Linked DNA regions of Homo sapiens: region 2 is linked to region 1. A link is a loop called in an ENCODE intact Hi-C map of the cell type or tissue named here. Cell type or tissue: sigmoid colon. All regions are shown on one strand. Links, peaks and the distances in the headings refer to the core of each region. The heading gives the core; the rest is flanking DNA.

Region 1 (11,434 bases), core at 3,435-11,434:
TATGATTTATATTCTAAATCCTTTGTGTTTTGCCTTTCATATTTAGGTCAATGATACAAGAATTTATTTTTGGTATATGTACAAATATATTAGGTAGGGGTCCAATTTCATTTTTTTTCTTACAGGAATACCCAATTATCACAGCACCATTTATTTAAAAGATTCCTTTTCCTATGTTCTGCACTTCCACTTTGCCATAAATCCCAGTTTATGGGTTTGTTTCTAGACTCTATCTACTGATTGGTCATTTTGTTATTCCTGTACCTAGGTCATAGTGTCTTAATCTCTTAATTTCTATAACCTTAAGATTGAATGTCTGCTTCCAGGAAGATGGAGAAAATATACTTTTTTATATTCCTCCTCAGTACAACTAAAAACTCTGAACGTTAGGTGTAAAACAAACATAAGAAGACTTTGAAAGATGGACAGAAGAAGGCAGGCAGTTTGGGGGCTTTGGAATCTGAAGAAAGACACAACACGGGGTGAATTCCGTGAGTTTGCCTTCTGGCTCATATGTCCCGGATTAGCAGCTGAAGAAGCTAGCAACCTGGAAGCAGCCAAGTGTATAGATAACAAAAGCCCCCTAAAAGCCACCTCTTTCTAGCCAAAGTACTAGGAAAGGTACCTAGAAAGACTAAAAGTTTTTAGCCAATAGCTGCTTTACTTTAGCCAAACACCACAGGAAAAACTCACACCTGCAAAGACCAAGTGGCAAGCCTAGACTTACACCTTTTTAAGGCCATAACAAGCCATCCAGAACCCCTGCTGGAATGGTGTTAGAGGCTGAATAGGAAGTCAGTACCTTAGTCTTCCTTATCTGGTAATGTATCTCTCCCCCACCATGATGTCAGTGGAGACAATCTGGGGAATAGGAAACCCCATACCCCTTAGCAGTAATGAGGAGCACTCCCTCCCCATAACTTGGGTGTCTATGAGGCTGAGTGGGAAACCTTGGCTTCTACCTCCACAGATCATGAATGATGCAGTGCCTCTCCTTTCCCTGATGGAGCACTGACAGAAAAAGCTAGCTAAAACAGAAAGTTTAATAAGAGCCAGAGTCTCATAATATAATGCAAAAAATCCAGATTTTATTAGAAAATCACTTGTCAAAACTAAGAACTAGGAAGGCATCAAATTGAATGAAAAAGACATTAGTAGATGGCAACACTGAAAGACAGAGGTGTTAGAATTATCTGACAAAGATTTTAAAGCAACCAAAATATAAATGTTTTATTGGGCAATTATGAACACGCTTGAAGTAGTGACAAAATAGAAAGCCTCAACAATAGAGTAGAAGACATAAAAAAGAACTAATGGAAAGGAGAAATGGAAAAGTATAATAATTCAAATAAAAGGCTGAGCAGATGGGCTCAACAGCAGAATGGAATCAGTGAGCTGGAAGATATTTAATAGAACAATACAAATTGCCCAGTCTGAACAAATAGGCAGAAAATAGACTAAAACCAAACAAACAAACAGGAAAACCCAGAGCCTCAGGGACCTGTAGGACTACAACAAAAGATTTAACATTTGTGTCACTGAAGACACAGAAGGAGAGGAGGAGAGTGAGGCTAAAAAGTAGTCAAATAAATAATGGCTAAAAACTTTCCAAATTTGGCAACAGATATAAATCTACTGATTCAAGAACAGAGTGAATCCCAAATAGGAAAATTCCAAGGAAATCCATCTGAAACACATCATAATTAAACTTCTGAAAAATCAAAGACAAAGAAAATACCTTGAAAGCAGCCAAGGGAAAAAATGACACCTTATCCTTAGGGGAAAACAATTCAAATAACAGCAGATTTTTCATTAGATACCATGGAGGCTAGAGGGAAATGGTACAATATTTTTCAGGTGTTGAAAGAAAGAACTGTCAACACTAGTGAAAATATCTAGTCAACACTAGAACTCTCTCTCTAGTGAAAATATTCTTCGTGAATGCAGAGTATATCAAGACAATCACAGATGAAAGAAAACGAAAGTAATTTGTTACCAGACCTACCCTAAAACAAAAAGGCTAGAGGAAGTTCTCCAAATAGAAAGGAAACAATATAAGAAAGAAACTTAGAATAGTAGGAAAGAAAAAAATAACATGGTAAGCAAAAATATGAGGAAGTACAATAAACTTTCCTTTTACTTTTGAATTTTATAAATTATATTTGTCTGTTAAAGCAAAAATTATAACACTGATGTGGCTCAAAACACATGTAGAGAGAATCTTTCAGTCAATTACAGTATAACGGGGCGAGTAAAGGAACATAAAGGGAAGCAGGTTCTTACATTTCACCCAAATGAATAAAATGTTGACCCCAGTGGACTGTGATAAGTTGTACATATATTATATCCAGAGTAACTACTAAATAAGCTATACAAAGAGATATACATAATAAAATACTATCGATAAATCAAAATGGAATTTTAAAAAGTGTTCAAGTAACCCACAGGATTACAGGAATGAAAAAAAACAAAAACAAAAACAGAGAAATGACAAACAGAACAAACAGAAACAAAAAATAAATTGGCAATTTAAGCCCTAATGTGTCACTAATTACATTAAATGTAATGGTCTAAATAATCCAAATAAAAGGCAGTCTGGCAGAGTGGATTAAAAACATGATCCACCTATATTCTGTGTATAAGAAATTCTCTTCAAATATAACAATTTAGGCAAGTTGAAAGTAAAATGATGGAAAAAGGTATATTATGCAAACATGAATTAAAGAAAAGCAGGACTTCAGAGCAAGAAAAATTACCAGAGATGGAAAGAGACATTATGTATGATGAAACAATCAATCCACCAAGAAGACATATCAAAACTAAATGTGTACGTACCAAACAACAGAGCTGCAAAACATGTGACGCAAAAACTGGCAGGAGAAATAGACAAATGTATAATTATTGTTAGAGATATCAATATGTCTCTTTCAACAGTTGATAGAACAATTAGTCAGAAAATCATAAAAAATATACAACACCATCAAACAACAGCATGTAAACAACATTCATAGGCTGGGCATGGCAACTCACACTTGTGATCCCAGCACTTTGGGAGGCTGAGGCAAGAGGATTGCTTGAGCCCAGGAGTTCAAGACCAGCCTGTGCAACATAGCAAGAACCCATCTATATAAAAAATTTTAAAAATTAGCTGGGCACATACCTGTAGTCCCAGCTACTTGGGAAGCTAAGGCAGGAGGTCAAGGCTGCAGAGAGCTGTGATTACGCCACTGCACTCCAGCCTTGATGACAGAGCCAGAACCTGTCACAAAAAAAAAAAAAAGAAAAGAAAAGTAAAGAAAAAGAAAGATTTATGGAACATTCCATCCAAAACCAGCAGAATGGATATTCTTTTCAACCTTCTATGAAACATTCATCAAGATAGACCATATCCTGGGCCCTAGAACAAACCTCAACAAACTTAAAAGAATTGAACTCATACAGAGTGTGTTCTCTGACCACAATGTAATTACTAGAACCAATAATGGAAAGATAACAGGAAATCTCCAACACTTGTAGACTAAATGATCCTTTAACATAATCCATGGACCAAAGGGGAAGTAGCAAAAGAAATTTAAAAATACATATAACTAAATGAAAATGAAAATACACGTCAAAATGTGTGGGGCACAGCTAAAAGTGCTAACAGGGAAATTTATAGCACTAAATGTTTACATTGAAACATCTCAAATCAATAATCTAAACTCCCGACTCAAGAACTTAGAAACAGAAGAACAAAATAAACCCAAAGCAAACAGAAGGAAGGAAATAATAAAGATAAGAGCAGAAATCAATGAAATTGAAAACAGAAAAATAGAAACAGAAGACTCAGTGAAGCAGCGCTGGTTCTTTGAAAAGATCAGTCAATAAGATTGATAAACCTCTAGCAAAAGTGAAAGACACAAGATAGAAGACACAAGTACCAATATCCGGAATGACACAGGGATATCAGTGCCTGCCCTGTAGCCATGTGACTCGTTCTTCACAATGGAATGTGAGGGAAGTAATATGTGCTACACCTACAATACTTTTCTTTAAAAGAAATCACTAGCCCTCATTTCTTCTGTCTCACCTTTCCATGAGCTGCATATGGCGAAGAAGTTGGTGAGGCAGTTTTGACGACGCAAATAAGGGTGGCATCCTAGGGTGTAGGGGAGCAATAAGCTAGGAAGAGTGGATGTCCTTGGCTGGCCTTGTGAAGCAGAGCTGCCCATCTACTTGATTGAGTCACTGTATATTTTTTTTGTTCCAGCAGCATAGCCTGTACTCAAGCTAATATATTACACCTAGGTGGGTTTATGTCTTAGGGGACTTACATACTTACATATAACCAAGATATTGTGGGGCCACTCCAGTCTTCTGACTATGTAAGGTGTTTTCTGAGGCCTCCATCAATCCTCTGGTCCCCCATCATCTGTCCATGGATGAGGGCCATCACTGAACCACCCTTCATACCTGTCTACCTGACCCTTTCAAGTCCAGCAATTTTCCCACTACTACTACTACTACTACTACTACTACTACTACTACTACTACTTACTACTCCCTTGTCATTGCTGGAGCACAAGAATCCTTCCACCACACCTCAGACACAATGGACCCAAGGATTTCCACAAGGCCATATAAGGCCCTACCTGTCATACTCACTATCTGGCCATTCCCTTTCCCAAGCCTCATGCCCACCTTTGAGATCCAGCACACAACACCTATGCTCCCATCATTTCCTCCTTTCCCAGTGTTTTCTCTGAAGAGGCCCCTGTCATACTGTCTTCCATGGCCACAGGCCTAAGGAGGCACCAACAGTGGGCACTGGCAAGCTAGTGCTGCCTTTCTCCCACACCATTCTCTGAGTAATAAACACAGGCATAGTGTCTGCCAGAGTAGGGGAAAGAGACAGGGGGAAATAGCAGGAGAAAGAGATAGATAGATTAATATATTTAAAATGACATCACCATTATCATCATGCCATTCTCTTTTGAGGCAGAAACAGTTGTTCCCACCTGCAGAGTCAGAGAACAGGCCAGGACACCTGACTTAAAAATTATGACCTCTGCTATGAACAGAAAACCAAAAGCACATTTTTATTGACCACATGTTGGGGTTAAGGCATGACCCAATGCCCAATCTTGTGCTGATGGCACTGGGGAAGGTGGGGGCACAATTGTAAAGAGGCTGCAGAGCTGAGATGAACTCAGGGGAGTCTGTTTGGTGGATGCAAAAGCCTGGAATGCAGAGCCCGGGGACCTGCCTTCATTTGAACGCTGGCTCTGTCACTGACCTTGGGCTCATCATCTACCTTGTCTCTGAGCCTCAATTTCACCTTGGTAAAAGAGGAATAATAACACCTACTCTTTCTATTTCATAATCCAAAAAAGAATGAAGTGGTCTCTGGGAAAACACTTTGGAAGTAAGGACTCTGCACATATAGGGGTTATTATTATTATTACATGAAACAATCACGTTTGTGGATGAAGGGATTTAGATTGGGTGGAGCTGGCCTTCCAGCAGATATTCAGGCCCAAGCAAAGCAGGCCTTTGGGTGATCTACTTCAGGGAAAGCAAAGAGGCCAGGTGGGCAGAGCTGAGGGAAGGAGTTGCTGACAGTGTGCTGGGGCTAGAGTTGGAGGGTTGTCAAAGCCTTGCCAATGAGTTGGGGCTTGTTGGAGCAGACAGTAGGGACCATTGCAGGTTCTTGAGCAGGAGAGACACCTGAAGAAGGTGGAGAGATAGCAAAAGTGGTATGTTGCCTCCTTAGGCTATTTTAGTTGGTAATAATAGGCTATTTCTAAGTCCAGTCAAGCACTATCACTTCCCACCCCAAAGCTGTTCTTGACTTTTCTGTAGGGACTTGCTTCTTCCTCTCGACTCTTACGGTTCTCTCCAGCTGGAGTGTATCTCTCTGGCAGCAGTTATACCAGCTCAAATCTTCCTGAAAACATCCATGATTTTCTGCCTGTATCCCCTGGTTTCCCAGCCCACAGAGGTTACCTCCCTCTTGGGGCTCCTGAGTTCCGTGACCTACTTATGGGGTTCTGTTCATGGAAGGCAGTGTTTCTCGGCCCTAGCTGCTCATTAGAAGACTGGTTTTTAAAATGTCTCCATGCACAGATTGTAACCCAGATCAACGACATTGTGATCTCTGGGGTGGAACCTAGGTATTGGGATGGTTTCTAAACATTCCAGGTAATTCCAATGTGCACATTGCGATTTGGGATCACAGGCCACCTCTGACAATCGGGCATCCTGCCTTGTGATTACTGCTTTCATGCGTGCACTTGGCATACCTGGAACACACTGGGGTGTGGGGAGAAAGCACTAGGATTTTGGTTTATATTTACTTTACATCCTATGCTTTTAAAATGTGCATGCTTTACAATCGACTTGATAGTAGAAGAGGTAATGATCATAACAGTCAGCAGCCGTTGAGCATGTACTGCAGCCAGGCTCTCATCCAAGCACTTGACACGAAAGTGCCAGAAAGCAGTCACACCAACATTCAAACACAGGATGGCTCCAGCAGCCACCTTTTATCCATCATGCCAATCTGTTCTCACAGTACACATGTGTAATTTAGAAACAAACAAAAATAGTAACATATAAATAAGATACAGATACCAGAGCGACCCGTGAAACATTTTTTGCTGATAAGGTTTCATGATCAAATAATCAGACTATGGTGGCCGACTATGAGTCCTCCAGGCCAGGTCTAAATCTCTCTCTTAGTTTTGTTCCTTCTGCCCAGCAGCTAGCAGAATCTGGGTTCTAATAAATGCTCAACAAATATCTGCCACTCCCACAAACATTTATTAAATGATAATCATAGCTAACGTTTATCAACATTGCCAATGTGCCAGAGACATCATACTTAATCTTCACAGAAGTCCTGTAAGGCTATGATTACACCTGCTTTGTGACACTGAGCAGCTAAGTAACTTGCTAGAGTCCAGAACCTGAACCCAGACTGTGGGACTGCACAGCTCATTCTCCCCCACTGGTGAGCAGGTCCACAGGGAGCAGCTTATGAAGGTGGTGGGGGAGAAGTGGATTTTAAAACATCAGGAAGGAGGCAGAGGTGGATCATTCACTCCCTGCAGGTGGTTCCTTCTGCCAAGAGTGACCTTCTCTATCCTTACCTACCCTCCTGCCCCAGCTCAAACGCATCTTCTCCTGGAAGCCTACAGAGGGTTCTGCCCCGTTCCTGCCTCATCTTCCCCACTGAACTTGGAACTCCTAGAGGGCAGGGTTGGGTCCTACTCAAGGGGCATCCACGGAGCTGGGTCAGCAAACATAACACTGGTCATCTGAGCCTGCGCCCGCCCTTCCTCCCAGGCCAGGGCGCCCCCACCCCCTGGGTTTTTCCTCCGTGGACGCCGCTTCCTTTTCCTTCTTTTCTCCCTCCTCCTTCTTCTCCTTCTTTTCCACGTGTCTTCTCCTCCCATCCTCTTTTCTCTCCATCCCCACCTCCCACTCCTTCCCACGCCCCATCTCCCCGACCCCCAGCACCCCGCGCCGCCCCCAACCCTGGGCCGGGCAGGTGCAATTCCTCAGGCGGCCTACAGAGGGCGATGTGCGCCGCCACTGGGCCGCGCCCCTCCGGCGCGCGCTTCCTGTGAGGTCAGGTGGGAGGAAACCGCCTGGAGCCGCCGGGAGTGGACGCCGCCGAGGCCCGGAGTCGCGCCTGCAGGTGAGTCGCCGCGCCGGGGAGGGAGCGCATCCCTCGCTGCAGCCCGGGCCGGGACTTGGAGCCGGTGTCGGGCTCCAGAGGCTGGGGCTGGCGGCCGGGGCAGCGTCCCTCCCGCCCCCGGCCCGGAATGTCAGGTGCGCCGCGGGCCGGGCGCGCGGGTGGCCCACCGGGCGGGGGCGCGATGACAAAGCACAAAGGGACTGCGCGCGACCACCATCCGCTCGGCCTGCGCCAGGGCCAGCGGGCTTCAGGAGGGGGACGCGCCTGTCCCGGGCTCCAGGCTACGGGCAAGACCACAGGGCTCCTGACCTTTTTCGGCATACATGTCACCAGTGCTATCTGGAATGTAGGTGGACACTGAGGCTCATCTCCTGAGAATGAATGGCCTTTACCCAGACTCAAGGGGAGGCGTGGAGGGGCCCCGCAGTCCAGGGGTCCGCGGAGTGGAGCCTTTCGAGGGCCACCGCAGCAACCCCCTCCCATATTTTGGGAAGGCTGGGCCCTGCGCCCGTTAGCCAAGGTTGGACTGGTGTTCCCTGCGAAGTGAGGGACAGGTGAGGGGCGTGCCCTCTGCAGCAAAGGTGTGCTCTTCCGAGGCGCATGATGGCTAGGATGGTCTGCCGCTACCAGGCAGTGGTTGTAAAGTAACCCCGAAGTGACCCTCATCTCCCTGGGTGTTCCTGGGGAAGGCCCAGGTGGTGACATTGACTCCCTGGGGGAGCAACACACTCGACCCATTTTTTAGTGGAAGGGAATTGGAACCCCACTGGGGATGCTGGTGCCCTGGACTCCCAGTTTAGTACCCAGGGAGGGCCCTAGAACCAGAGCTTCTGGCCTCGTGTTCCTTCTCTGCTGTCCGTAGGTGTGATCCCGGGCAGGCCACTTAAGTCTCCCTGTGCCTCCGCCTGTGCAATGGCCGCGCTAGTACCCTCCTCGGGGGAGTGTTGTGAGGCTTGAGTGAGGTGAGCCTTGCAGGATGGGCCTTCCACGGGGCGTGGGCCACAGCAGAGGCTCTAGTCCCAGTTGTGCTGTTGGCAGTGTAGTGATTGGCAGTAAAACTTCCTTTGCCAAGGATCTTTTTGATAGTTTTCCTGGTGGACTCAATGTCTGAAATCTTTTTGCCTGGCAAACAACTTGCCTTTATTTCTCCCCTTTTTGTTAATCAGACACAGCATCTACTCAGCGTGGGTCACCTCTGTGAACATCACTGACTGCAAGCCTCCCTCAATTTCTGGTAAATTTTTTCCTTCAAGCTTTTTGAGGTCAGGGGGAAAATCCTCCACAGATCTTCACGAGTCTGGTCCCAGATCACTAACAGCTAAAGGTTTTGTGGTGGGGAGAACTTCTGTGCCACTTGGCTTCCATTAGCCTGCCCACCCTGACCACACAATGCAGGTGCAGCCCATCAGGGACCCACAGCGCCTGGGAGGATGGTGCGGATCTTGGCCAATGGGGAAATCGTGCAGGATGACGACCCCCGAGTGAGGACCACTACCCAGCCACCAAGAGGTAGCATTCCTCGACAGGTAGGTACTCATTTCCTGTGGAGTGGGACAGATGGCCTCCTGTGTACTGGCTACTCCTAGCTTCCAGAAGTCTCTCTTGCTGGTCACTAACCTTTTCTAGCCTGAAGCCCTCTTTGCAGAGAGCTGGGGAAGATGCAGTGGCTTATTGTCTACCTCCCCAGATCTCCTTTCTCCAGGCGCCTCCCCAGACTTCACAGCCAAGAGCTCTCTCTCCTTTAACTTGGTTAGCAAACCTCACTGGAGCTAGCGTCTTTCTTTTAAGAGTGGGTTGGATGACAGAAGCTGGAGAGGAAGTGGAGGAGATGAGCCCTGGGCACAGAATAATCATTTTAAAGGGGTGGCTGGGCGCGGTGGCTCACACCTGTAATCCCAGCACTTTGGGAGGCTGAGGTGGGCGGATCAGGAGGCCAGGAGTTTGAGACCAGCCTGACCAACATGATGAAACCCCATCTCTACTAAAAATACAAAATTAGCCAGGTGTGGTGGTGCATGCCTGTAATCCCAGCTACTCAGGAGGCTGAGGCAGGAGAATCGCTTGAACCTGGGAGGCGGAGGTTGCAGTGAGCTGAGATCGCGCCATTGCACTCCAGCCTGGGTGACAGAGCGAGACTCCGTCTCAAAAAAAAAAAAAAAAAAAAAAAGAAAGGAGTGATGATGAGTATTAAAAATGCTGGCCCTAGAGCCATGCCCTGTAGTCCAACCTGCCTCAACCACTTCCTCTCTCCTCTGTCCTGGGCCTGATGTGAGGAATATAGACTGGCATGTTCTGTGCTCTGAGAGCTTGTGACTTGGTTGTTGGGATTCTTATGGGTGGCATGGGGGATTGCTGAGAAAGGAGGGTGTGACCCTGGGTGGCTGTAGGAAGGGCAGGATGCAGCCTAGAGAGGTTGATTCCTGGCTGGTGCGTCAACCCAATGATTCATTCATCTCTCTCTGTCTTCACATTCCAGAGCTTCTTCAACAGGGGCCATGGTGCTCCCCCAGGGGGTCCTGGCCCCCGCCAGCAGCAGGCAGGTGCCAGGCTGGGTGCTGCTCAGTCCCCCTTCAATGACCTCAACCGGCAGCTGGTGAACATGGGCTTTCCGCAGTGGCATCTTGGCAACCATGCTGTGGAGCCGGTGACCTCCATCCTGCTCCTCTTCCTGCTCATGATGCTTGGTGTTCGTGGCCTCCTCCTGGTTGGCCTTGTCTACCTGGTGTCCCACCTGAGTCAGCGGTGACCTCTGAGGGCTGATAGGGGTGGGTTTGTTGAGAGGGACTTGCTGGGCCTTGGTGTGAGAGCAGGCATATTTGGAGGGGATCTGGTGGTGCCTTGAAGGTATGATCAGAGAGGGGACCACAGGTGTGTGTTTCCCCTTTGTGTTAAGCGTGAGGCAGAGGGAGACGTTAGTCCAGCATTTCCAAAGTGTGGGTGGGTCCGTTGGTTCCCAAGATACTTTTAGGTGGTATGGGGCCTGCATTAAGTGGCACAAAATCAGAGCAAGAAAGCGATGCCCTTCCCAATTCTCTCAATCCTTTTATGCCGAGAAGATCTCAGCTGGATGCCAACATGTTCCGATGCCTGTGGAAGACATGCCGACGTCTCCTCTGCCTAGGGAGCAGGACTTGGGCTTAGGGCAGGTGGAAAAAATTCCAGACTTTTTTAGCACTGTTTTTGTTTTAATGGTATATTTTTATTGGCTACTTTATTGTTTAGGACAAGTGGTAGTGGCATTCTATTTATTGTGACCTTTTCAATAAATAGATTTAAGTAAAAATGAGTCCATATAAAGAAATGTATGAATAATCGTACACCTGCATGCAGATCCGGAAAACATGGTAAAGAGGGATTGGGTTCGGGGAACAGGCAGCAGCGAGCATTTGACCTCAGAGGGTGGTTTCTAAGATTTTCTCAGTAGGAACGCAGAACTAGGAGAGAAGGTCTAGATGAGATCTGGCTTGGACCCCTTGCCTGATGTGTGGATAACTTCCAGCCTCACTCTGAGATGCCAGGCATGATGGTCAGCTTTGTGGGGAGGGTTCCTCTGGCCAGAATGGCTGGTGAGGCTGCAGGGTCGGGAGAGCTGGGGTGCAGGTCCGAGGTCTCCCTTGCTTAAGGAGACCTTCCTGACCAGAGGCTGCTCAGCCTCTTTCACCCTCCAGAGGCTTCTGTCACCCCTGGCTGCAGTGCATTCTCCTTAGAAAATGGTGCATGTGGAATGAGGATGCCCTGCTTCTCTGGAGAGGA
Region 2 (11,770 bases), core at 1-8,000, 280 kb after region 1:
TGCACCCTGGTGCAGAAGTTGAATATCTGCTCAGGGGACTCACCCCAGGCTAAGCTAACTGCACAGACCAACCCTCCCAACCTCCACCTACTAATGGTTTCTTTGGGATGTGGAGGGCTGTCCCCCTACCTCCCTTCTATTGCCCATCAGTCCTCTCTTTTATTCTCTCCTCCATGCTCTGCTCTCTGCTTGGAGTAAGGCCTACGGAGGAGGCACTAACACGAAGGGTGGCTTGGTCTCAGGGGCTGGGAAGATGAGTTTGGCCTCCCCTACCACCCTGGGGAGGAGCAGTGCCAGCAGCTGGGGATGCCAAGCTGAGACAGGGGCCATGTGACTGCCTCTTGAGGTCAGGATGTGAGCGGGACCTGTGGGGTAACTGATGGGCCCCCCACATGAGCTTCCTTGCTTCACCCCAGAGATCTGACCCACTTGGAGGGACACCTTTCTGACACCACAGGCTCTCAGTCTATGAAGTTTGCTAATGTCCACCACCACCCCCAGCAGCTGGACTGGGCCTGGTATCCTCTTAAAAGCCAGCCAGACCCGCAAGGCAGGCTTCTCCATCAGTTCCTTGAGATCAAAGCCCAGTGTGGCCAGCAGCCCCTGTGCTGCCCCCATGCCCCAGTCAGGGCCAGCCCTCCTGCCTAGACACTGCGAGTATTGTTGTGCACCCATGTGGTATCTATTTGATCCAAATTTATGACACTGATCTACTTTAAATATGTTGCAAGATGCAAAGCGTGTTTAAAACATTACAACCTTGGCTCTCTTTCAAGGGGGTTGACGAGTATTGTCAGATTGTGTGTGGATCACAAAACCTGGTGAGAGCTTATCTTTTAAGTACGCAGAACTGGTCTGTCTGTCTCACTTTGGGGGCGCATTTGATGCCTGTGGTGGCCTGGATGTTAAGCCTCATGGTTTGCATGAAGGACCATGGCTGAAACACACATTCCCCTCTTTCAGGCTGTGGGTTTCAGACCAGAGGAGGAAATGAGAGCTTCAGGCTAGAGCTGTTTGCAACTGCAGCTACCCCTCCTGGAGGCCAGTGGGGCTCCCCAGAAACAGGAATGCCCTGGGGAGGAGAGTGGATGGGCCCTATGATGAGATGGCTAGAGGGCTGGGGAAGGGCACAGGGACAGAAGCCCACCCACCCAGCCATCTCAGCCTTCATTCTGTGGCTGTGCTGGCCCTTCCCCTTGCCCCTTCTCAATGCTTCAGCCAAAGGGCATGAGGATTCTGATCTGCCAGCCAGAGCAAGGGCCCGTGTGGTGGACACACTTCTGTAGAATGATAACTCGTGCAATTGTAACTACCTTACTGGCTTCTTCAACAAGCCAGGCTGTGTACTAGGCACTTTGCATGCATCAACTTATTGAATCCTTGTAACAACCCTGTGAGGTAGGTTTTACTCAATTCCCAACTTATGGATGAGCATACTGAGGTTCACAGAGGCCATTTTCCCCGAGGTCCACAGCTAGGAAATAGAGAAGCCAGGTCTGTGTGATCCCAAAGCCTTGCTCTGAATGGCTTTACTATCTGCCTCTTAGCAGCCCTGGGGGACCCCATGATGATTTCCAGTAGACCTTCCCCCATACCCCTCCATGAATGGAAGGAAAGGAGGTGGCAGCTGAGCTGTTTTCGTTCTTGTAAGAGAAGGCTGGATTCAGGCCTTTCTCTGAGTCTCCAGGCTCCCTGGGAGCATGTCTGCAGAGTCTGCAGCAGAGAACAGGGAGTACTTGGTGTGTTGCTCTTGCCAAAGAATTAAGGAAGTGGAGTGCTTTGCCCATTGGCACTGACTCCATCCAAATAAGTCCCTCAGGGAGTTGGGATGGTTTCAGGACTCCCAATAAAGCCTGGAGGAGGCAGCTTGCCCCAACCTTCCACGACAGCTATTCCTGAAACCTTCCTGCACCCCTCCGGCTCCTGTAGGACCTGAGTAGCCCATGCGGTTCCCACTCCCACTGAGTGCTCCGTGCAGATGGAAGCCCTAGATGCAGGAGCCTGCTAGTGCGGGGACAGCATTTTCTTTGAAAGCTGTGAAATCCTAGTGGGGACCATTCGCATTAAAGATAAGAAAACTAAGATCTGGGCCTCTGATCTGAGACCTTGTGGAGACTAAAGCGACCCCAGCCCCCACCCTGAGCACTCTGGGCTTTGTTTTTCATGCACTCCAAAGTCCAAGATTAATTAGAGCTGACTTTTCTTTTTGGAACTAACTACAAAATCAACCGATCTCAAATTGAGATTATAAGCCAGCTGCCCTTCCAAAGCCCTGGCCTTCAATGGGGCACCCGACCCCGGTAATTCCCCGGATCACTTCCTGCCGGCCCTAATTACAGGAGGAACTAGGATTTCCGCGGTTCCGGTCCTCTCTGGTGTGGAAGATGGCTGTAGCAGGGAAGCAGGAACTGAGCTGCCTTTTTCCCGGAAGGAAGACCTGGGAACTCTTTATAGGGAGAAAACCGTTAGCCCTCCACACCTGGCTTTTCTGGCCTAGGGAAAAGACCCTGGTCCAGGCTTGAGGCTTGAGCTGTCCACCGACCGCCCCCCACCCCCACCCCTCCCCGCAAACTCCCCACACTCTCAGGCGGGCCTTCCTCCTCCCTTACAGAGAACAAAGAGCCTGTGCCACCAGATGCATTTGCTCAGGGCCTTCCAACCCAGACCTGGCTGCAGCAGAAACCAGGCCTAATCTTAGAGAACTTCATTTACTTCCCCGTGCTTCCCTGGCCTGACCTTGGCTGGGAGCTGACCGTAAAGCCCCCTTCCTTCCTCTAGACTGTGCTTTCTTGCCAAGTCCCTGCCCAGCTTGTTCAACAAACAGTAAATCGCCAATTAAGAGGCCACTCCCACAGGAGCAGAGCTTGGCTGGTTTATGCTCCAAGGAGCTCACTTCCATTCTATCATCTCTGTAAAGGATGCATCCTCCCACCTGGAATCTTGGACCAGAACAGAGGACCTATCAATGCTGTGTGGTGCTCAGGTGCAGTGCCCAGCTGGGGAGTCTGAGTGGCAGCCTCAAAATCAGGGATGGGACAGGCCTTCAAGGTCATTCAAAGCAAACGCCTCTCTACCCACTTGTGCTCCCCTAGAGCCTTCTCAGCCACAATGACTACAATCCATCCCTTCCTGCATTGGTTCTTGGCACTGAGGTTAAAAAGCCAGCCTTGCAGAGGGGTGGCTGGATGTTGGCCCAGGAGTCACAGCTTCTGCCATCACACCATGCACGTGGCCAAGACCTTTTGTAAGGCTCAGAGCACCCACTTCCCCAGCCCAAGTAAGGCGGCTGAGAGCCCCCAGGGGAACTTCTGAGTCCCTTCTGGGGAGACAAGAGGGGGCAGAGATAGAGGAGGTGAATTGAGGCCTGTGGGCTTTGCTGGACTGAGTGAGCCAGGCCCTCCAAAAACCAAGACAGTGATGAGTGAGTGGATGGAAACTGAGCACAATTACTAATACACTTTTTAAATAGGAAAACCTAGGAGGGGAATTAGAAAAGAAGGAGCCCTTAGACAGGCTCACACAAAGACATGCCCCAAGGAACAGTCCTCTGAACAGAGGTGGGCCACTGTCCTCCTCGGGCAATAACCACGCCCTCCCCCTCCCCCGCCTCCTGCCTCCTGCACATGGGCCCCAGCCACAGCGACGACGCTGGAGTCCTTGATAATGACTCTCACCTCCCCATCATCCAGGAACCAATGTTTTTGGCTTTAGGAGAAGCCATTCCCCAGTTCAGAGGTCAGGCAGGGGCAGGTCCCTGGAGACAAGCCCCAGGGAGTGAGCCTAATGAGAGTGGAGTGAGCGGCAGAGCGAGGTCAGCTGGGGGAGGCCAGTGGGGGCGCCCCTGCTTCCTGCCAAGCAAGGGGGTGGGAGGGAGGGAGGCCCTGCCATGGGGATCAAGGAAGCCCGGGTCACTTGCGAAATTAAGAGAATTGACCCAGAGAGGAGGGAAGGGGCGAAGGTCAGCCACCCTAACAAGGAGGGCTGCCTCCCGAGGAGGCTCCTGGGGCTCTGATTTCCCCTGAGTACCTGATTGTGTCTTTACACACTCACATCAACAGGGGCTGAGGACAACCCCAATTAGCCTGGAGACTCTCACGCTCCGGGGTTTTGCTCTGCACAGTTTCTTCCAGGATTGGAGACAGAAGCCCAGAGACAAGCTTGAAGCAGACACCACCTCCTCCCTGCAGGAGCACCCCTCTGGGCAGGAGGAAGGGAGAGCAGGGACCCACTGAGACCCCTCCTAGAGCTGCATTTTTAACCAAAGCTAAGAGTCCCTCCCCACCCCACAGAGCCTTTTTCTGGAGCTGCCAACCAAGCCAAATGGCACCTCCCCAGCTTTGGCCTCTCTCCTTCCAAAGGGCTGTGCAGGGGAGCAGAGAAAGGGCTGGGGTGGGTGGGAAGAGACAGGAGCACCAGTGGATGGGAGGTATCTGATCTAACCGCACTTTGCAACCAAGAACCCTGGACCAGTGGGAGAAAGTGGCTTATCTGTGGTCACCTGCACTGCCAGCCCAGCTCCTCGAAATGGAGGTGGGAAGAAGAGGGCAGAGGCATTGAGGGAAAGCAAGAGAAAAGACAGAGAAAGTAGAAGAGAGGGATGACGGGGGCCTCTGAATAGTCAAGGACTCCCAAGCTGACCTCCCACCTGCACCCACACCAGAGGACTGTGGGGGCCTCTGTACTGAGTCAAACTGGTCTGGTCATTCAGAATGCTAGCAGGGGACCCTCCAAAGGAAAGAATGACAGGAGCCCTCAGCTGGTACTACTGAGAGGGCTTGGAGACCGCTGTGGCGGGAGTAGCCAGACTTCAGATGAGGTACTGTCACGCCCTCTGCTGGCCACAGAGCGGCTGTGCACACAGGCAGTGAGCTTTTCTGGGCATCCTGCGCTGAGCGGCCCCCACACTCTGACCCCTGCACCCCTATGATGGGCCACAGACCTAAGGACCCCCACCAAGCAAAGAGGGGCTCTGCTCCGCTTTCAGCCTGCAAAGGCTGTTTGGTGGAAGCAGACGGAACATCAGTCCATCTGATACTTGGGTTGGCCAAGAGAAATAAGTACCTTGGCATAACAGACAACAGACTATCCAAAGCCCTAGGCTGCATGACCTTGGCAATCATACCTGTCCTCTGTGAGCCGCAGTTAGCTTACTTGTGAAGCAAGAATAACGTCCACTCCCACATTGGAAGGGATTGTTGGAGATGGAAGAGAGGAAGGTTGTAAAGCTTTTCAGTCCAGTGCAGACACATGGCAGCTGCAGTAAGTGGCTGTGCCCTTCTCTCTCAGTCCCACAAGAAGGAAGTTAGTGTCTAGAGCAAGCCTTGGGCTCTAGATTTTCAGCCATGGTAACTTCCTGAATTTAGCTCTGCCATCCCACCTATGGTTCAGGGGTCACTGGTGGGGTCATGCTGAGAGAGGGCTCTGGCATTGGGAACTAAAGATTCTAGGCCTTCTGTAGAATTTAGAGACTTGGCCCAAAGAGGATAAAAGTGAAGCCATCTCAGGCAGACATAAATTTGTGTGTGCCGATTACAAACGCTAAGTGGTCCCTGTCGCATTGAGGATGCAGCGCTGAGTTATAGGGGATAGCAAAAAGCTTCATAGAAGAGATAAAAGGGCCCCACTCCCATCAAACAGCCTCTGCAGGCTGAAAACAGGGCAGAGCCCCTCTCTACTCAGAGGCCCTCAGGTCTGTGGTCCATAGGGGTGCAGGAGTCAGTGTGCGAGGGCAGCTCAGCCCAGGGCACCAGACAAGAACTGGGTGCTCTATCAACCAAGACTCCAAATGATGAATAGGGTTTTAAGTTGAAATGGAAGAAAGACAGACCGTGGAAATGGGTAGTGTTTTCAGGGACACAGAAACTAGCAGGACACAGAAACTAGTGATATCATGACATGATATCAGGTGATGAGGCTAGGAAGGAAGCAGGGGTCAGAACGTCATGCTCAGGAACCTGGTCCTTTTCCTACTGTCAACAGCAGGCCAAGGATGTTTTAAGGCAGGGGTCTCGCTATCCAGCCTGTGTGTTAAGAAGCTTAACTGGACACTTGCATGGAAGACCCATCACGGAGGAAGAGGGTGGAAGTCCTCTAGCCTTGGTAAGGAGAAGGATGGACGAGGACCTCCTGTAAGATGGCAGGAAAGGGAGAGTGTGGACAGCTGAGAAGGAAGCCAGAGAACACCAGATCCCCTCTGCCTTTAAGCCTATGGGAACTGCAGCCTGGCCTGGCAGCCACAGCAGTCACACCCAATGGGGCAGCTGGGCCGGGAGCAGGATTGTCACACTCTGTGTTGCCCATCCACAGCGCTGGCCTTCAGATGGAGGAAGTGGCAGCAGGCTGGCTGCAGTCACCTGTTGCTGGACACCATCCCGGGCCCCAGCTGGGGCTTCGTGCTCAGGCACTGCATAGGATTCAACTCCCAGAGCCAGGAGCTGCCCTCCCCACTCCCCTGATGTAGCCGATGATAGTCCTGACTCACCTGCTCTTGGCCTCCCACTTGTCCCTGGCTGTCATCTCCAACTCCACCTCCTTGTGGTGTGTCCTTCTTCCTGATCTCACCTTACTGTCATAGACTTGGCATTTTTCTGGAGAAGTAAAGATGTTGAACATAAAGATAGGGCAGTGCCACGATGGTAGAGCGACCCCATGCTGTCCCAGAGGAGCAACAATGGACAGGTGACCCTACCTGTGCCTCTGGACAAGTAGGGTCAGAAATGGGGTGCAGATAAATGGGCAGGGACACATGCCCTTGGGGAGAGTTAGACCCAGAGGACTTGGAAGGGAAAGGAACCCCAGATGAAAAGAGAAGAGAGCTCCTGTCTGGCTCAGCCAGAAGGTATCATCCTAGCAAAGCTGCTGGAGTGAAAATGAGGCAAGAAGTCCCAGGCAGGGACCAGAGGGAAGGTGTGCAGTAGGTAAGCAGCCAATGGGTGGCTCCTGCCCCTGGTCCCGTCCCACAGCCCAAGTTCCAGGTACAGCTCAACCACAGGGTGGTAGGTAGATCTTGGGCCAGTCACTTCTCTTGCTGAACTTGCATTCCACTAGGTAAGCCTCTCTGTCTGGGGGCCTTTCCTGCTCTGTGACCTGTAATTGGGGCCCTCCTGCAAGTTCACATAGCTGAGGACAGGGGCCCACACAGCTGCCACCAGGGCAGGGTCCTCAGAGCTCAACATGAACCGGACAGCCATCCCAGCCTCCAGACAAGACATTCTCACCGACATCCTTGCAGGCTGACAGGCCCCGAGTCTGGTCCTCTCCTCATGCTTTCTCATTTCTTCCTCCAGGGAGAACGGGGCATGCCAGGGATGCCAGGCAAGCATGGAGCCAAGGTACCTCCCCCTTCCCCACATCCCAGGCAGCCCCAAGGCCCCTCCCCCAGTGCCCATCCCTCTCTCCTCAGCTCTGGGGACACTCTGGAGTCCCAGCTCTTTGGGCCTCCTTCTGCCTGCCCTGGTTCTCCCAGCTGCAGCATTGTGGTCTCTCATCAGTGCCCCCTGATGCGGGCGGCCTCCTCCTGGGCATCCCTGGGTCATAAAAAGCCATCTCAGGTACCACTAGCTCCACTGCAGTCCTAAGACCCAAGTGGAGAGTAGGGGCCCCCAAAAATCACCTCCACTTGAGATTTGCTAAGGGGCACTTTGGGCATCATCTATCTCTCAAAGTGAAATGATATCAGGTGATGTGAAAACAGGGTTTTCATATCAGCTTTCACAAAGCTGATATGAAAACAGGGTTCACTCCAGCCACTCCCCAGTCCATGAGGGCAGAGGTGCACAGAGCTGACTGTGAGGGTAATGCCAACCAAACACTGGGGGCGACTGTCCCTGGTGAAATCAGCCCCTTTACTTTGTCATCTATTCTGCACCCCTCTCCCGTGGCTTTCCATTCTCCTGCCGTCTCCCTTCCCATCTCCTCCTCCTCCTCCTCCTTTCATATTCCAACGAAGCTCCCCCTTCCACCCCAGGGACCCCCTCCCAGCCCCATCTAGTGCCCCACAGTCCCCACTGTGCCTCCCAGGAGAGGCCAGGAGCCATGCAGGTGGTTGGGAAGCCCAGGGAGCCCCGCAGACTGAGCTACACAAAGCCCCTTCCTCAGGGTCCATTCTCGTGGCGTCAGCTCAGCGCCCCCACCTCCCAGGTGGGGTTGGTGGTTGCGGGGTTGGGAGGAGTGAGCGGTCCTCCTTCTCATCACACCATGGGGAGGCTGTCCACTGCCCCCCGCCCCCTGCTGCCCCCTCGCTGCAGAATGTCTTCAGACCTTTTTTTTTCTCTCTCTGCCAGGGGGCGCCCGGAATTGCCGTGGCTGGGATGAAGGTCAGTGGACTGTTGTAACCAACACATCAGGGACAGGGTGGGAGAGAAGAGAGCGGGCAGAGCTGGAAATCTTAGACTCAGTGGGGTGGCTGCCAGACCAATGAGGGGGCATACAGGATTTGGAAACATTTTTCTCAAAGTAACATTTGTGCCAGGTGCATAACCTTGAGCCACAGATGTGTAACTAAGCCTTGCAAGTAAGTAGCAATGGTTTCCTGCCTCAACTCACTAGCCTGCCAATGCACCAAGGCAGCAGGAAGGCAGCCCAGATCTTTCCTTTATGCTCTGTAATTGGGCAGCTATATGCTTCCAAAGCTTCAGAGAGAGCAGGAGTTCATCTCCAGAACCCCCACCCTAACTGCCCATTTGGTTGGCAGGCAGATGTGAGGACAGCCTGGAAAAACAAGTGCTCAAATTCTATCTTCACAGCAGGTGCACTTACAGGGGGCACCATGTCCAAACCAAATGTCCATTCCTTCCTCTCTTTCCTCCTGGGCTGCCTCACTTATGCTCCCACCTGCCACACCCCTCACCTGGGGAAGAATAGGACCCTCTAAGGGTCAGTAGCCTGATAGGCCTCCTTTGGCCTGGGACCTGATGCCTGAACAGAGAAGAGCCGGGGCTGGCCAGATGTTTCACTAACCCCACCCTGACTGCCCCCAACCCCACCTCCACCAACAGGTGCCTTGCTCATTTGTTTCTGCTTTTTCTGTCTCTCACATTTGTTTCTCTTTTTCCACACAGGGTGAGCCAGGGATCCCAGGAACCAAGGTACTGATGCAGAGAGAATGTTCCGGGCTGCACAGAGCATCGGTCATGGGCAGAGGTGGGAGGGGCTGCTGCTGTTTTGCTCTTGGTCCCCCTGAGGCTGGCCTGGGACTGGGGACCTGGCTAAGCAGAGAAGGGCCCACTGGTCAGGAGCACACTGCAAATGCCTCCCCCTCCCTGGGTCCTGGCCTGCAGGCATGCCAGCTGCAGCAGGCAGTGACTATTGTCCCCTGCACCCACAGGGTTCTCTTTCCCTCTTGTGTGACAATAAGAGGTGTGACAATAAGATATGTGACAAGAAAAAAAGTTTGAGAAATGCTAGGTTAGAAATATTACACAGGTTTCTTTGCTGCAGACCTTCTCAGAACCTTTAATTTGCTAAATGTGCATTGAGGAGCTCTCAAAAGGAAATATCTTATGTGGCATTTTCAAAACGTTTTTGACCAGAACACCCTTTTTTAAAGAGGAAAAGCTTAAGGGACAAGTATTCTGGAAATGCTGGTCAATGATCACTGCCCATCCTACCCCTCACTGCCTGCCCCATCTTCTTATCAGTGACTTTCTCTTCTTACCCCAAAGGGAGACCCAGGAGCAGAAGGGAAGCCGGGGCCCCCAGGTTTGCTGGGAAAGAGGGGGCAGAGGGTAGGATATCGTGTATTTGAGTGTGTGCCCCTTCATCCTAGCCTCACCATTCCCCTACTCTCTGGCCTTCCTCCATGGCTGGTGTGTCGCCTGCAGCGTGCTGTTGGTGCATGTGTTCCGAGATGAGGGGAGTGGCAGGACGGCCTGGCCAAGCTTCAGAAACCCACACTCAAGAGCACACCCACTCTCCTGGGCAGCCTTGATTACCCAGCAGAAAGCCTAGCAGAAGGAGGAACTTGCCTCCTTCCACCTCTGCTCCCCAAGGATCCACATCCTTTCCTTCTCCACATGGCCTGCTTCCGAAGGATACCCAAACTAAGCACATCTGCAGGAGCAGCCCAGGCAGGACAGGGCAGCAGGGGCTCCCTCCCACTGCCAGGGCCTCTGCCTGGCCCTCCACAACCCCTCTTGGCCAGCCTCAGGCTACTTTACCGTTCAGCTGCTACCCTGGGGCAGGTGCCAAGGAGACGACACCAAAAGACTTGGTGTGGCACCTTCTGTGGCTCCCACTGGAATGAATGTTCATTGAGACATCTGACCAAATTATAAGCCCAGAGCCCTCAGCTCACATTATTACACATGAGAACTGCCTCTCCCCAGGGCCATGGGTAGCAAAGCTTCTTGTGCTGACCTGATACCCCAGCCCTGCTGGTGGGGTGCTCTTGGACACTCACCTGATATTGGACACTGCTGTGCACTGAATATGTCCATCCCAGACCCATATGTTGAAGCCCTCACCTCCAGTGTGGCTGTATTTAGATAGGGCCTTGGGGAGGTCATTAAGGTTAAATGAGACCATAAGGTCGAGGCCCTAATCCAATAGGATTGGTGGCCCTAGAAGAAGGGGAAGAAAGAGAGAGACCTTTGAGAGACCGTTCTCCCTCTCTGCCTTGTGAGAACACGGCAAGAAAGCTGTCATATTCAAGGCAGGAAGAGGGCTCTCACCAGAACCTGGCCATACTGGCACCCTGATCTCAGACTTCCAGCATCCAGAACTGTAAGAAAATACATTTCTGCTGTCAAAGCCACCCAGACTTTGTTATGGCCGCCTGAGCTGACCAATACAGCTGCTCTGTGAAAAGAAGGCAGAGCATCAGGGAGACGGGCTCGACCTGCCTCTGCCACTGACTCAGTAAGGGGTTGGCCACCAGTCACGTAACCTCTTGGGGCTTCCCTCACCAAATCTGTGAAATGAGAATGGGGTTCAGCATCTCTAAGGGGCTCTTTGATTCATGTCATGGGGGAAAAAGAGTTCTTCCGTAGTGGAAGAAGCTGGGTAGGGAAGTGTATTATTTTGCTAGGGCTGTGGTAACAAAGTACTACAGGCTGGGTGGCTTGAGCAGAAGAAATTCATTGTCCCACAGTTCTGGAAGCTGGAAGTCCAAAAGCAAGGTGTTAGCAGGGCGGGCTCCATCTGAGGGCCAAGGGGGAGAATCTGCTCCAAGCCTCTCTCCCGGCTTCTGGTGCTTGCTGGCAATCTTTGGCATTCCTTGGCTTATAGACGTATCACCCCAATCTCTGCCTCCATCTCCATATGGCATTTCCCTGTGTGCATGTCTGTGCCCAAATTTCTCCCTTTTATAAAAAGGACATCAGCACATTGGATAGGGGCTCACCCTACTCCCATGGGACTTCATCCTAACTCATTACATTTGCAATGACCCTATGTCCAAATAAGGTGAGCTGGTTATAGCTAGAGGCGGAGAAGGGGGTGCCAGAAAAGACTGGGAGCCCTTAGTTGCTAAGCATTAAGAATCTGAAGAACAGAGTGGTCAAAAGGAATTGCTTGCCCAACCACTGGCGTTCTGAACTGCTCACCTCTCCCAGGAGACCGCCAGGATGGACTAGATGCTTCTGGCCTTTGTTATGATCTGTGGCCAGTGTGACTTCTCCCCAGCATGAATGACAAGGGCCCGGGCCACATGGGAATAAGGAAAGCAGTCATGCAGGTGTCACCAACGCGAAGTGACCCATGGAAGTAGCCAGTCAGGATGGGGGCCGGGAGGAAGTGGAGCCCTTCAGAAAGCCAGCTGGGGGCAGGGGCA

Evidence for each region. A loop is a pair of places that touch in the nucleus more often than their neighbours do. Peaks named below come from ENCODE experiments on the same cell type or tissue, not always from the same donor. Only the 100,000 strongest peaks of a DNase experiment are listed, where the experiment ranks them.
Region 2: it touches region 1 in a loop (5-fold over the local background); 3 of 110 quality-filtered maps call a loop at or near these places.

What each region holds. Positions count from the first base shown.
Region 1 is chr10:69,622,633-69,634,066 of GRCh38, forward strand. FAM241B (family with sequence similarity 241 member B) reads left to right here and starts at 7,615. Exons shown (of 4, transcript NM_145306.3): 1 at 7,615-7,681; 2 at 8,848-8,915; 3 at 9,077-9,207; 4 at 10,158-10,964. The coding sequence starts at 9,112. The coding sequence ends at 10,427. RefSeq lists an enhancer at 8,158-9,043. In sigmoid colon, for the core only: a CTCF peak has its summit at 7,555 (motif pointing right); a DNase peak (open chromatin) is centred at 7,629; H3K4me3 peaks cover 1,245 bases.
Region 2 is chr10:69,910,003-69,921,772 of GRCh38, forward strand. COL13A1 (collagen type XIII alpha 1 chain) reads left to right here. Exons shown (of 41, transcript NM_001368882.1): 18 at 7,287-7,331; 19 at 8,283-8,315; 20 at 9,060-9,086; 21 at 9,663-9,725. Among named protein-coding and RNA genes, the nearest start is that of LINC02636, 93 kb to the right of the region's middle. RefSeq lists enhancers at 4,708-4,757, 6,557-7,236 and a silencer at 4,818-4,907. In sigmoid colon, for the core only: CTCF peaks have their summits at 4,845 (motif pointing left) and 5,067; DNase peaks (open chromatin) are centred at 1,779, 2,797 and 4,819; H3K27me3 peaks cover 523 bases.